2 separate regions of the Mus musculus genome follow, and region 2 is linked to region 1. The links are chromatin contacts, found by Hi-C or POLR2A ChIA-PET in ENCODE. All regions are on one chromosome and are shown on one strand. Each heading gives the region's core, a stretch centred on a gene start or an enhancer-like site at or near the end of the contact. The rest is flanking DNA. Distances are from core to core; before and after follow the strand shown.

The links. A loop is a pair of places that touch in the nucleus more often than their neighbours do. ChIA-PET counts read pairs that join two places held with the same protein, here RNA polymerase II (POLR2A).
Region 2: a map of heart shows a loop between it and region 1 (6-fold over the local background). The contact joins the promoter of Xpot here to the promoter of Tbk1 in region 1. A Hi-C loop is called at or near these places in 11 of 37 maps with a recorded cell type or tissue (adrenal gland, gastrocnemius, heart and 1 more). POLR2A ChIA-PET finds 5 or more read pairs at or near these places in 3 of 5 experiments (Patski and embryonic stem cell).

Annotation. Positions count from the first base shown.
Region 1 is chr10:121,581,881-121,588,674 of GRCm38, forward strand. It overlaps Tbk1 (TANK-binding kinase 1), which reads right to left and starts at 4,914. Exons shown (of 21, transcript NM_019786.4): 1 at 4,815-4,914; 2 at 2,316-2,461. The coding sequence starts at 2,402. Xpot (exportin, tRNA (nuclear export receptor for tRNAs)) reads right to left here. Exons shown (of 25, transcript NM_001081056.2): 25 at 5,500-6,794.
Region 2 is chr10:121,622,035-121,628,543 of GRCm38, forward strand. It overlaps Xpot (exportin, tRNA (nuclear export receptor for tRNAs)), which reads right to left and starts at 4,298. Exons shown (of 25, transcript NM_001081056.2): 1 at 4,071-4,298; 2 at 824-957. The coding sequence starts at 883.

The DNA.
Region 1 (6,794 bases), core at 3,664-6,163:
TATATTTATGGACACGTTGAATATCATGATTAAAAATAATTGTTTTTTAAACAACTAAAGGAAAGCAAGATTAAAAAAAATTTTAAAAAAGGTTTATATTTACTTTAATTTTTTATTATTACATGTATTTTTTTTTTAAAGAGTTTTCACTTATTTTTATTTTTTTTTTAAATATGTGTTTATCATAAACAATGACTTTATTTGTTTTGTTTTTATTTATTATATGTAAGTACACTGTAGCTGTCTTCAGACACACCAGAAGAGGGAGTCTGATCTCGTTAGGGATGGTTGTGAGCCACCATGTGGTTGCTGGGATTTGAACTCAGGACCTTCGGAAGAGCAGTCGGGTGCTCTTACCTGCTGAGCCATCTCACCAGCCCTACATGTATTTTATGTACACAGGTATCTTGCCCGCATGTATGTCTGTATTGTGTGTTTGCTGGTGCTCTTGAAAGGCAGAAGAAAGCATAAGCTCTTGTGTCACTCCGTACAGCCCACTGTGAGCCACCACGTGGGTGGGCACTGGTTAGCAAACCCTGTCCTCTGTGAGAGCAGCCACTGCTCTAACCACGGAGACAGCTCTCCAGCCCAATGTTCGTGTTTCTAACCATGGTACTTGTCTGTCTGTGTATCCAGTGATTGCAGGTGTCTGTGGAGGGCAGAGGCATCAGATCTCCCTGGAGTTGAACTTCCAGGCTGCTGTGAGCCACGTGACACGGGTGCTGGGAACAGAATCAGGTCCTGTGCACCAGCAGTTGTGTACTCTGAACTTCTGAGCCATCTCCAGCCCACGCCTCACACCCAGCCTTCTGGTGCAGTCTTAAATACCTGAAGCCGAGACTGCTATCACTAAGACCTTCCCATCCAGTTATTCTTTCAATCAGTGAACATTTCCCAAGATCCACCACTTCCGTCTAGGCACTCACATGAAGGACACTGAGTAGCCAAGCAGGGGAAAGGACAGGAAACATAAACTATTCCGTAATGCCATCGTTCTAAACATGTCAGCCAAGTCACAGCTACTGACTGCCATTGTTTCCAACTTACATCCTTCCTAAAGCCACCAGAAAACCAAATCAAACCTGTCACGTGCAGGGACTGGTATTGGTTATACGTAACAACTCCAGCCCCCACAGTGCCTGACACGCACCACGTAACCATTATGGTAATTTGGAACAAAGGAAGACAGAAGGTTAGGTGTGTTAACACTAAATTCTGTTGTTCACAAACAAATAGCAATTTCTAGCAAAGAAACCCCCAGGAATAGTGGAAGTGAACCTGAGGGAGGCCCCGGAGCCTGGGGGCAGTTCCGGAACGAAGAGGAAACTGCTAGAACCGCGTGTGACATGTATGATTCATGCTTTATGAGCCACACAGCTGCTTACAATCGTATTTGCTCCCCAGAGGAAAGAGCACCTTGCCCATGCGTGCTGTCTCAGTGACAATCTCAAAGCCACAGGAAAACAGAAGAGGGCCTCTCCTCCCCACTGCCGATAACATGTTTAGTGTTCCCGTGTCGGAAAATAAGAACAACAGCGCTCCAAACAAAACTCACCCTCAAACACGTTCACGGCGCCGGAGAAAAGTCAGGATTTTACCTGGAAAAGGCGTTCCTACTCTGTCCCTTTCCAACTCTCTTCACATTTATCTTCAATTTCTTCATTTTAAACGATTCTAGTTACCTTTTTTTGTTGGTTTTTGTTGGTTTGTTTGTTTCTTTTAAAGACAGGGTTCTTCTATGTGGGCTAGGCTGTTCTGGAACTCGCACTTTAGAGACCTGTCTGCCTCTGCCTCCTGAGCACTGGACCAAAGGTGTGCGCCATCTCTGCCTGGCTACTCTAGTTGGCTTTACTTTCAGCCTCCGCTACAGATTTCACCAGGATGCTGGGGGTTGTTGCCATGCTGCCAGGAGCAACCCTTCAATCCCACCCCATTCCTACAGCTGCAGACGGCCTCGTACTACAACACAACACAGCCTTCCACCTCCAATCCACCCTGCATGGTGCTATTTAGAGACGCGAATCACCAGTGGGCTCCTTTTAAACTCTGGGCATCTGCCTGTCCGCCTGTCGGTCATGCCTCCCTCCACTGCATGTCACACCAGGAAGGCAGGTGGGAAACACTGTCCAATCTCTTCCAGTGTTTTTCCATTCTGTAAACTCAGAAACTAGCACCACTAGGTAGGTGTTCACCGCCCCAAAACAAGCTAAATCTTAATCACAAAGCCCACAAAATCCCTTCTCTTTGGACTTCGGCGTGCTTGTTGGAAGACAGGACCAGGTCGAGATGAGCCTGACAGGCAGCACTGGACCTACCTTATGCCTTCCTCGGAAGACATTTGCAGTGGCCCCCTGGCCTAGGATATCAGACAGGAGCCACAGATGGTTGGAGGTGCTCTGCATCTCGGCTTGTCCAGGCGCTTCTCCTCACGATAAGGGGGAAGAAGAGATTTGCATGTATGCTGTTAAGGAAATAACGAGTGTGAGCCACGGTTAGCTTGAAGTAGGACTGCCCAGTATCTGTTAGACTGAAATGCAGTATGTTCCCAGCAATACAGCAGCAACAGTGAACCACATATATTCCATCATTCTTGTTCCGCTCTGGAGATAGTGTTTTACCAACCTTCCCAGCCTGGCTTTCAGCTCTCCATATGACGCAGATTAGTCTTCAGTCTTAGCCTCCAAAATGGTGAGTTACAGGGATATCTGGCTTTTTTTTTTTTTTTTTTTCAAATTAAAAAGAATTGGATATGAGTATTTGAGTCTGTGCCCATGATGCTGGAGGGTGTGAGTCAGATCCCCGGGAGCTGGAATTATGTTGTGACCCATTTGCTGTGGGTGCTGGGAGTTCAAGCCCACCCTCTGTGCGAGTAGCAAGTGTTCCCAACCACTTCCATCCCCCATGTTTGGCTTTTATTTCATATATTCAATTTAATTTAAATCCCAGAGCTGTAAGAAACATCCGTTTATTGTCTAGTACTGTCTCTGACAATCAAAATAATATTGACTATTTCCTCCAATTGCTTGAAAAGATTAATCCTGATTTACAAAAAAATATTTTTTGACCCAGGGTCTCTTCACAAGCCCAAGTTGGACTCGAACCTGCAATTTTCCTGCCTTTGCCTCTCACATGCTGGGAGACAAATGAAAGAACTTAGGGAAGCGCAGAAAACCATCACCACTACAGGATCGTCCCAGAAGGCAGAATCTCGCCCACAGAGAAACTGTAACTGAAAAGTACAGAAGTTACTATTCTTGAAAAGCCAGTAACTCTTTTGATTCTGTTTAAGGATGGTTTTCCTGAGCCAGTGAAATGGCTCAGTGCGCAAAGGGGCTTGCTGCCAAATCTGATAACCTAAGTTCAGTTCCCGGAACCCACATGGACTATCTGTGCCACGGCATGTATGAGACCGCGCGCGCGCGCGCACACACACACACACACACACACGTAAAAACCATCAAAAAGTAGTCATTCCCCTTACTTCTAAATGGACAGGATGTATATACACACACCAAGTATATATTACCAAATCCTAAGATGTACCAACTGCAGACTTGACTTTTAACACAAGAAGGCCATGCAACCGAATAGATGGCACCAACACCAGACAGATCAGACTCCTTTAAGACTGTTGTGAGGTCAGATAGCAAGTCCATTTCCAGTAAGCTAGAACTCTGATCTTCCAAGTTAGGGTCCTGGGAAATGCCCAAGAGTCCAAGGTTCGACAATCTCTTACACAGTACTTATACTTAGAATTTTATCACCTATGTAATTTAGATAAGAAATTGTACAGCCATCTGTCTATTTGAAGTAAGCAAAAAAGGAACCCTTTTCGAAAACAACAAATGCACTTACCACTTAACTACGTACGCTCCATTCAAGGGGCGATAAACCCAAATATGTAACGGGAAACCTTCCCTAATTGATGCTGCACTGCTGTTAAATAACTGTAAAGGACAGATTCATCACCAAGTGCGCATATGTCTCTAGTGGGTAGCTGAAAACATATTTATCAGCTAAGATATATAAGATAAGCTCTCTCTCTATACCAATATAAAAAGATGGGTCCGCAATAGTAATGGTCTGAAACTTTTCCAGGAACCCCCTCGGGACTAAAACATGACTCAGCACACCCAACGGATGCTTGCTATGTAAATCTCCCCAAATCCTGACAAGTGTATTATCTGGCATTCAACAAGTAAGTTATCTGTGATTCTGTAGGCAGTCTACTTCCTTTGATTGCTTAAAGCGAAAGTTACCGAGGATAAAACAGGTCTGGTGACATGGTGTAGGGACAAAAGTTCCAGGATTTCCCAACTCTCCCTCTATGTCACCCATTTACTCCGTAGATAGCAGAGGTCCCGGAATGGGAAAGGTCGGGTTTTGACAGTTCTCGGGGGAGAATCCGTCTTGGGACGCCTGACAGAAAACACCAGGGGAATGGATCCGGGAAATAAATCCAGCAGGTCGGGGAGGAACGAGAAGACAGGGGGGTTTGCATTTCGCTGTGTACATTAAAAACGTCTGGTGCCGGTATCCTCGGGTGAGTCAACCCTCGGGAACGCCAGTCCGTCTAAAAACTGCCGGCGGCGGCAGCTGGACCAAGGGTGGGAGCGGCGAGTCAACTCCGGCCAGGGCAGCCCCGGTGCCCGGGCGGCCGCCAGGGCCCATCCCGGGCGAGCGCGAGGCTGCGGGGCTCCCGGGGCCGCGGCCCCGCGCTGACTCAGCACGCCGCCTCCCCGACCCCTGGGCGCGCCCCCGCCCGGCCCCTCCGGCCCCGTCCGCCCCCACCGGCCTCCGCCCGCCCCTCTTACCCCGCGAGTGTCCGCCGCGTACAGCCCGCGGCTCCCGGGCCTTCTCGCGCCCCAGGCTACTTCCGGCTTCGCCAGCCCGGGCCACGGAGCACGTGACCGAGTGCGGGGCGCGCCTGCGCGTGCGTACTCCGCGGCGGCCGAGCTCGCTGGGCTGCAGTCTCCAGTGCGGGCGGGAGGAGCTAAGGGAGTGCGGGGCGGCCGGCGTGCGGCAAGGAGGTGACGCCCACGGCCACCCGTGGACAGCGGGCTGGCCGCCGATCGCTTTCGCAGAGTAGATGGGGCGGGTTTGTGTTTCAACGTCGCTTGGCTGCTGCGTGAAGCAAGTATCCGTTCATGCCATCAGTACTCTTTAAGTCGCTTTCAGTTTCTGTTTTTGAAAATGGTAACACTGGAGACTTGAACTTGACAACTTAAGAGGTAAACTGCTGTATGATCAGGTCCTGCTCAAGCAGGCATTCCTTACAAGGATTTGCTTCCAAGGAAGCACGATGCACCAAATTCCTCTTTCTACCTAAGGCACCCTCCAGACCGAGGGCGAGCAGATCTCCGAGGACGGGAGCCGGGAGTGGTTAAGGGCTGGCAGAGGCGTTGACTGAAACAGGGGGCTGAAGCTGAATCTCTGCCCACTTCTAATCCGTTTTCATCAAACTCAAAATGGAGATTTTAAAAGGCCCACTCCAATGACTTCTTAGAAAGTTATTTTATTAGAATTTTAGACAGTTTAGGCAACAAGACCATTCTAACCGCAAATGCACGTCTTACAATAGAATATTTCAGTTCTGTTAATGACATGACAGATTCATCCAAGTTTCTTCCAACAAAAAACCCAACGTTCAAAAGTTATGAAGTATGACTAAGCCAAAGGACTTCACATGTTTACCACAGAAGTGATACACAGTAAAATACCACATAATACTTCTAAAAAAGTCAAGCCACTTGTGAAACTATTAGCAAGCACAGAGACGGAAACTCCACTGGTTAGGCACAGGACTAACTCAGGCACCATAAAACCCTCTGTCTTCTCACCTGTAACAAATGAGATTCCCTAGAGAGAATTATTTGGGTGCTTGCTTTTAAAAATCAGGTACTCAATGACGGAAAGGCTTCTTGGTCATGACGGTACTTGGGTAATCTCAAGGAATGAAGATGAGGATCATTAGACATGATTACATTAAAATTAAGTTCCTTATGTATATGCTCTGATTTCCATGTCCTGATTTCTCAGGTCTAAACACATGAACCCTCTGTAGGGCTTTAGAGAGCCGTGTATGGACTCGATAGTACAGTAATACAAGCTAATACTGAGACCTGTGTTTTAATTCATTGGATTCTTTACAAGTTATGAGGTAGCTACCACTGTTCCCCATTTCTGACGGGGAAACCAAGGCAGGAAGAAGTTATTTAACTTGCTCAAGGTCCTAAAATCGGTTACTGGTGTTAAGTGGTGTTTGAATCTACTTAAATCTGGATCCAGAGTCCTCGTTATACAAGCTCGTAACTGCTGTGCTCTGCTACACACTAATTGTACACTTGTACAATTCTGCTGTGTCCCACAGATGCTATTACCTCTCCCACAGTGTACAGGAACATAGCAAAGCAACACCTGGTTTTGCTTGTCTTGGTTGTTGTTTTTGAAACAGGCCTTGGCCCCCTCTGAATGCAGTGATTACAGGCAGAAGCCACCAAACCTGCCCCACTTACCTATTTCTTAAAAACTGTTATTTATAGAAGTACTATATATACGTCACTATTTTCATCGTTCAAGAGATGAAATAGAGATCCTTAGCTGTCAATTTACTTCACTGCTTTTATTTTATAATGTAAGGAAAATGCTATCTCTCCTGGAGTTAAAAATCAGAAAAAGATTCTAGGGGATTGGGGGGGGGGGGGCGTGGGTTCAAGTTCACAAAGTGCTCGATGGACGAGATGGGGGCCTGAATTTGGATCCCGTATCAAACCTTGGTGGCAGTCAACACCTGC
Region 2 (6,509 bases), core at 3,048-5,547, 40 kb after region 1:
TGCTGTATTTGGAGGGGGAGTTCCTTCTAATCAGCAGAGGTGTGTATTGTATCAGAAACTGCTTGGGAAGTTTTGTTTTGTCTTTTAAACCACATAAAAGCCAAACAAATATGGCTCTAATACATAGTGAGATTGTTAACTCTGGCTCATTTATAACAAGTACTCTCTCTCCTTTGCTACAAGAATAACCCTCCTTCCTTTGATCCTAAACTTCAGAACGCTCACGTCTTTAAACATTAATTAAAGGCTTGTTGTTCTTCTAGCGTCTTCTTTTATCACTCAGCTACAGTACTTAGTAGACTTCTGCATGACAGTGGGTTTAATTGTTTACATTTATCCAAATATACCAGCATCTCCTAATGGATTTCTCATCACAAAATTGTTTTATATAACTTAAGGTGTGGCATACGGGAACTGCTTATTTCCAGTCTGCAGAGACTAGTAAGGAGGCTCACTGTCACCAACTTCAGACTTAAGCAACTTGCAGTGCAAGGTAAGCAACCACAGGGTAAAACATATACTGCCTACTACAAAGTTCTCTGTCTCTGTAACTGTGTTACAACGTTGCAACAATTAGCAACGTCCCATGTTGCACAAAGTCCTGCCTTAACGGGTCAGGTTTCAGGATCCTGGCTCAGCCAATCTAACAAAAATCAATCAGAACACTCGATGTTTCAATATTCAGAACATGCCTCAAATATGTTTGGTTTTATTAATGTTTACTCAAATTATACCTCTATCATCAGATGTGTTTGCTGTCTAAATCCTCTGACACGTGTTTATGGTTGCATGCTTTTCAAAATAGTTACATTGACTGACTTACCCTCTGTCTAAAGTCTGAATCGGCATTTGGATTTAACCCTAAAAGAGCCTGTTCATCCATCTCGGCCGCTATTCCTGGAGTTTTCCGATCACAACAGACGTGGCTTCTAATCCCACAGCAGAATCCACAATCATCTGTGCACAGAAAACAAAAGATGATCACCTAGAATATCAGATGTGGCTGAAAATACACAGCTCCTGAAGGGTCAAAACCCACCTTAAGAGTCTAGACCTCACAAGAACAAAAGTGGGCCATGGAGCCCACAGCAGCATAATTGTGCAGACTCTAAACAAGTATGCCATTAAAGCTTTCAGGTGCTATCGCCCCGCAAAGTGCCCCGGCCAAATACAGAAAGTAATTCTTCTAGAAACAAGCATGAAGTGCTGGGGGTGGGGAAGGAGGTGGAAACAACAGTCAGATCCCCAAAGTTTTCTGGCCAGCTACTCAGCCAAACTGCTAAGTCCCAGGTTCAGTAAGACCCTGCCTCAAAAAGTAAGGAGAGGCGGAGAGTTCTGACAAATATTCAAGGTAGGAGAATAAGCAGCATGCATTATATACATGTATGAAATTGTAAAAAAAAAAAAAAAGTTATAGTGAAAATCAACAGATGAAGACATCTAATATGGATTCCCTGCCTTCCACCTGCACATATATATACAAGCACACATATAAGCACATACAGATATATCCTTATATTCCTATTATAAAGCTACACATCTTTTTTATTTATCTGTTTTTAAATTATTAGAGCCACAGAGAACTTAAAGAGGCCAAGAGGTGAACGGAGGTCACGGGCAGCCTTTCAGGCGTGGTGAAGCCAGGGCCAGGCCGCAGATAGATCTCTATACTCTTCTGTTTTCCTTGATCTTTTTGGAATTGAAAAAAAAAAATCAGGATCCAAGTTAAGCCCCCTCTTCTGATCACTCATAGCAACCTTGCAGACCCCAGCCAGGCAATCTAAATTCCAACTGCCTACAGGATTGAGATGCCAACATTTCTCAACAATTCCTGACCACTCTTCGTGCTCCTCAGCAAGGCCAGCAATGCTTGCCACATCACACGGCAGCTCTCAAGCACACCCTACTTCACACACACACACACACACACACACACACAGCTCTTCTCAGCTTCGAGGCTAAACCCTGCAAGGCCTCCAATATTTCACCTCCAGATCACCTCGTGCAGCAATACAGCTTCGACGCTCTACTATTTGATCCTAACAGAACAGGATTAAATAATCCTTTCCACGACCTACCATGTGACAGTTTGATTTCTCAAAAACAAAAAACAAAACAAAACAAAAACAAAAAACCCCAAACCATTGTGAAATATGAATGCATTACTATGTTCTTAAAATGTGAAAACACAGGTTTTAGGTTTTTAGTGCTCTGGGTTTGAACTAGTGAGATGATTCACGGGTAAAGACCCCTGAAAACCCTAGATCCATATGGTGGAAGAAGAGAACTGCGCATGTACACTGCACATGCGCACATTCACACATGCACACATCTGTACATATATGAGATAAATATATGTAGTTTTTTTAAGTTCTAGATTTATATTCCAATCCTTATCAGTAAGAACAGATAAAACACAAAACAAAAACACATCTTTAATACCAGCATTGGGAAGGCAGAAGCAGGAGGGTCTCTGATCTCTTGAGTTCCAGGCTAGCCTAGTCAACAGAGTTCCAGAACAGCCAGGGCTACCCAGAGAAACCCAGTCTGAAAAAACAACCAACCAACCAACCCCACCGACCCACACACACACACCCCAAGTGACACAACCATTCAGTCACTCAAAGTAGCACACACCTTTTAATCCCACTGTTTGGGAGGTAGAGGCAGGGGGATCTGGGACTTCAAAGCCAGCCTGGTCTATCTACATATGGATGTTCTGGCTAGCCAGAGCTATAGTGATTCTGTCTCAAAAACAAAACAAAAATTGAAGCTGCACACCAAAACAAACAAACAAACACCCCAAAAGTATGCATTCCATTCTGTCTGCAGGAAAAGGGGCAAAGTCCTAAAGACTACAATGTGTGCATGTGTGCAAAGCATGCCTCCAATAGGGTACAAAGTCAGAGACAGGCACGCAGGATGCACAACTTGAAACATTCTTAAAGTAAAGTAGTATTCCTGCTAAAAATGCTCAGAGAGAAAAGTCGGTGTAAGACTGTCTGTAAACCCCTGATTGAGAAATCCACTAGAGTTCCTTTAAATTATCCATTGCTTTGGGAAAAAAACTGCTTAAGCGTTTTGTCATTTCACGCTAATCTTGACAAGAGGAAAAAAGATAAATAAGAGGCCCAGCCGAGCACATGCTCAACACCAACAAAAAAAATCCTCAGCAAACTTGTTCCATAGTGAGGAATCCCTCACAAACCTTCGCCCTCTACACAATCGGAAAAAAACATCAAACCAAAATAAAATGAGATGGTAAACCACCTATCTGTGAATAAAACACAGGGTTAAAAGGTAACGATTGCCTAATAAAGACCGGCAAAGGAAGCTTAGCTTTCTGACCTACCGATGCAGAGCCTTGCAGGCTTAAACATTGTTACAATATGGTAAACATCTTATACTACCTGCAAAGGTGGATGTGGGGGTGGGGGGAGCGAAAAAAAAACATGTAAAATTGGAAGCCTTAATTTTTCCCTCAGCCATTAAGTCAAGAATAATCAAACAATGTGGAAAATTCCTCCACACCTACTTAAGCCTGTTTGAGACCGACTGAATCTTTCCAGCCTTTTAACATCAAGTTGACAAGTCGCTTTAATACAACGTAACTTCCCCCAGTAACAACTAATTAAGGCTTCCAAAAAGTACTCGTTTTTCAGGTTACAGGGAACATCAAGCTTTTCCGTGGCTGCAAGACTGTAAAGAAGCAAAAAGGGGAAAAGGCTGTCCCTGCTGGCAAATTACTACGCAGAAATAACACTTTCTCTCCTATTTGTCCCGGGGTGGGAAGCGGATCAACTTTGAGGTCCCTACAGCTCAAACTGGTGGGACGCACTCTAAAACTATCACAAATGGGGTTGGGGGGCAGCCTCCTAGGCCGGCCTCGCCCCCTATCCTTCGCCCGGATCCCTCCCAGAGCGAAGCCTCGTGGCCACTCGGGTGATGAAACACCCGGCAACCGGCAGCCACGCACTAGGGACGCGGCCGCCACCGATCGTCCCCAACCCCAAGTCCGGCTCGCCCGGCCACGTAGGGTCCCCGGCCCGCCGCCCTACGCCTCCAGTCACCATCACTCCAATATCTCTTCCTCGCCTGCACTCCCGAGGGTCGGCCAGCCGCAAGGAGCGGGCCGTACGCAGGGAGCACGGAGAGCGGCCCACGTCCTTGTCGCTGTAGTCCTCCAATACAGCCGCAGCGCTAGCGCCGGAGCCGGCCCGGGCCGCGCTCCTCTCGGCGCTCGGCGTTCCCCGGGCGCCTTCTCTTGCGTGGCGCGGAGCGGGGAGGGCAGGTTGGCAAGCCGGCGGGCGGAGTCGGCGGCCCTGGAAGGAAAACTGCGCAGGGTCCCGCTAACGCCGCCGCTGAGTCAGCGCGAGGCACGCCCCCCGCGTCGTACCGCGCGGACCCGCGCTAGCAGCAGCCTCATGGAAGTAGAGTGCAGACGGCCGCCAGCAGGCTGGGCCCGGGGGACTACAACTCCCAGCGTGCAAAGCGCATGGGACGCTTCCGAGAGGAGGACCGCGCACGTGCTCCCTGGAGCTCGCAGGGGGCGTGGCCGGCGGGCCTGTGGTGCATGCTGGGAGAGTGCACACCGCCCTCCTAGCTACAGGTTACTGAGGTCCTCTAAGCTTTTAGAAGACCGGCCACGTTGCGCTCTGCTTTGAGCGTCGGCGTGAATTAGTAACTCTCCACTCCCTCCAGAAGGGTCTGGTCAGGTGGCAGTGCGGAGATCCTGAGATCGGAAAAGTGGACGTGGTTGAAACCACGTGTTGAGTCAGTTGCTGAATTCCTTTCCAGCGGTTCCACGTGTCAAGAGTCCAGACGCTTAAGGACTCTTTAAAAAAAAAAAAAATCCGCTGTATTTTTATTTACTTGTTTTGCTTTTGAGGCAAGATCACACTCCATAACCCAGGCTGGTTTTCACTCATTTTTCCCAAGCTGGCCTAAACTTTACAAATTCTGGAATTACTGGCATGAACCACCACGCCCAGTTTAAATATTACTAAATTTGCCTACAAAAAAAGATAGAAAGAAAAAAAGAAAACCGAAAGCAGTCCCCGGTGATGGTGGCGATTACCATTCATCCCAACACTGAGGAGGCAGAGGTAGCCACATCTACAGAGCGAGTGCCAGGACTACAGAGAGAAACACAGTCTCAAAAAAAGAAAAAAAGAAAAGAGAGAGGGAAAACATACGTACAAGTCCCGTGCTTCCGTTCGCTTTGTTTCTTTGATCCCGTGCTATTATTACTGTGTGGGCGCAGTATAAGCTCCAGCAACCTTACCTAAATCCTAAGGCTGCACCTCCATTATTGTTGGCATCATGAGTGTTAAAGTCCATCTCAGTTTACTCATTTTATGTAGAGTGGGACAGTACCAGCCTCAGAGGGTAAGGTTTGGTTAATTTTATTTAGAGGCAGAGAGAGGCTCACTATGTAGCTCTGGTTAGCCTGAAACTTGCTGGCCTTCACTGTTCTCTTGCTTCAGATTCCAGAGTGCTGGAGTTCCAGGTTGTCACCAGGTCTGACTATTTCATGAATTAAGTTTGATACACGTGTTAGACTTATCATAAGTGACACTATCTCTGGGGATACATGGACAAACATCTGTTCACTGCAGATAGATACCCAGATTCGGTACTGATGACAGACTAAAGTGAGGATACCACGAAAGTCAAGCTTGGTGAACCAATGGCTTTTACTGGGGTGACTTTCTTACAGGAGCAGAAATGATATAAAGACAGCAGCCTCCCCGAAGACAGCAGGTAGGACAGGTTCCAGCAATTCAGCTTGTCCAAGAGTGTATAGCATGAGGGAGGGGATGGTATTGTTAATCTGGTTAGTTTGGGGGGGATCTTTGAATTGTTTACTTCCCGAGTTTAAAGAGTTTATCATGAAAACAATGCAGTGCACCCAACGTGTAGATTTCCTTTCGTTTCTTAGAAACAGTATTCTACAGTAAACTCTGGCTGTTCCAGAACTCACTATATAGACCAGGCTAGCCTTGAACTTACCAAGATCCCCCTACCTCTGTCTCCCTCACAAGTACTGAGACTAATGGTGTGTGCCAATACACCTAATATCTTATTCAGTACATGCTCAGTGTACATGTTCAATGTAGTCAAAGCCTTGCCTCTAGCTCCCACTAAGAATAAGCCAGACCTGTTCTACAAGCCTGTGATCCAAGCTGCTTCAGAAGCTGAGGCAGGAGGATCTCAACTTCAAGGCCAGCCAGGGCACAATAGCTATATCCTCTCTTTAAAAGTGAATGACGAGGTCTAGGGATATAGCTCAGTGATAGTGTGCTTACCTCGCACCCACCACCCTAGCTTCAATGCCCAGACCACAAAGAGCTAACAAAACTTGCCAGCAGATCGGACAGAGTGAGGAGGGAATGGAAGTAGAATAAAAACTGATGTTACCTCTTAGCAGCTACCCTTACTCACTTATGTTACTAAAACTCCTTCCCAGGGCAATCTTCAAGTCTACCCCTCTTCCCAAGGTCCTAAGA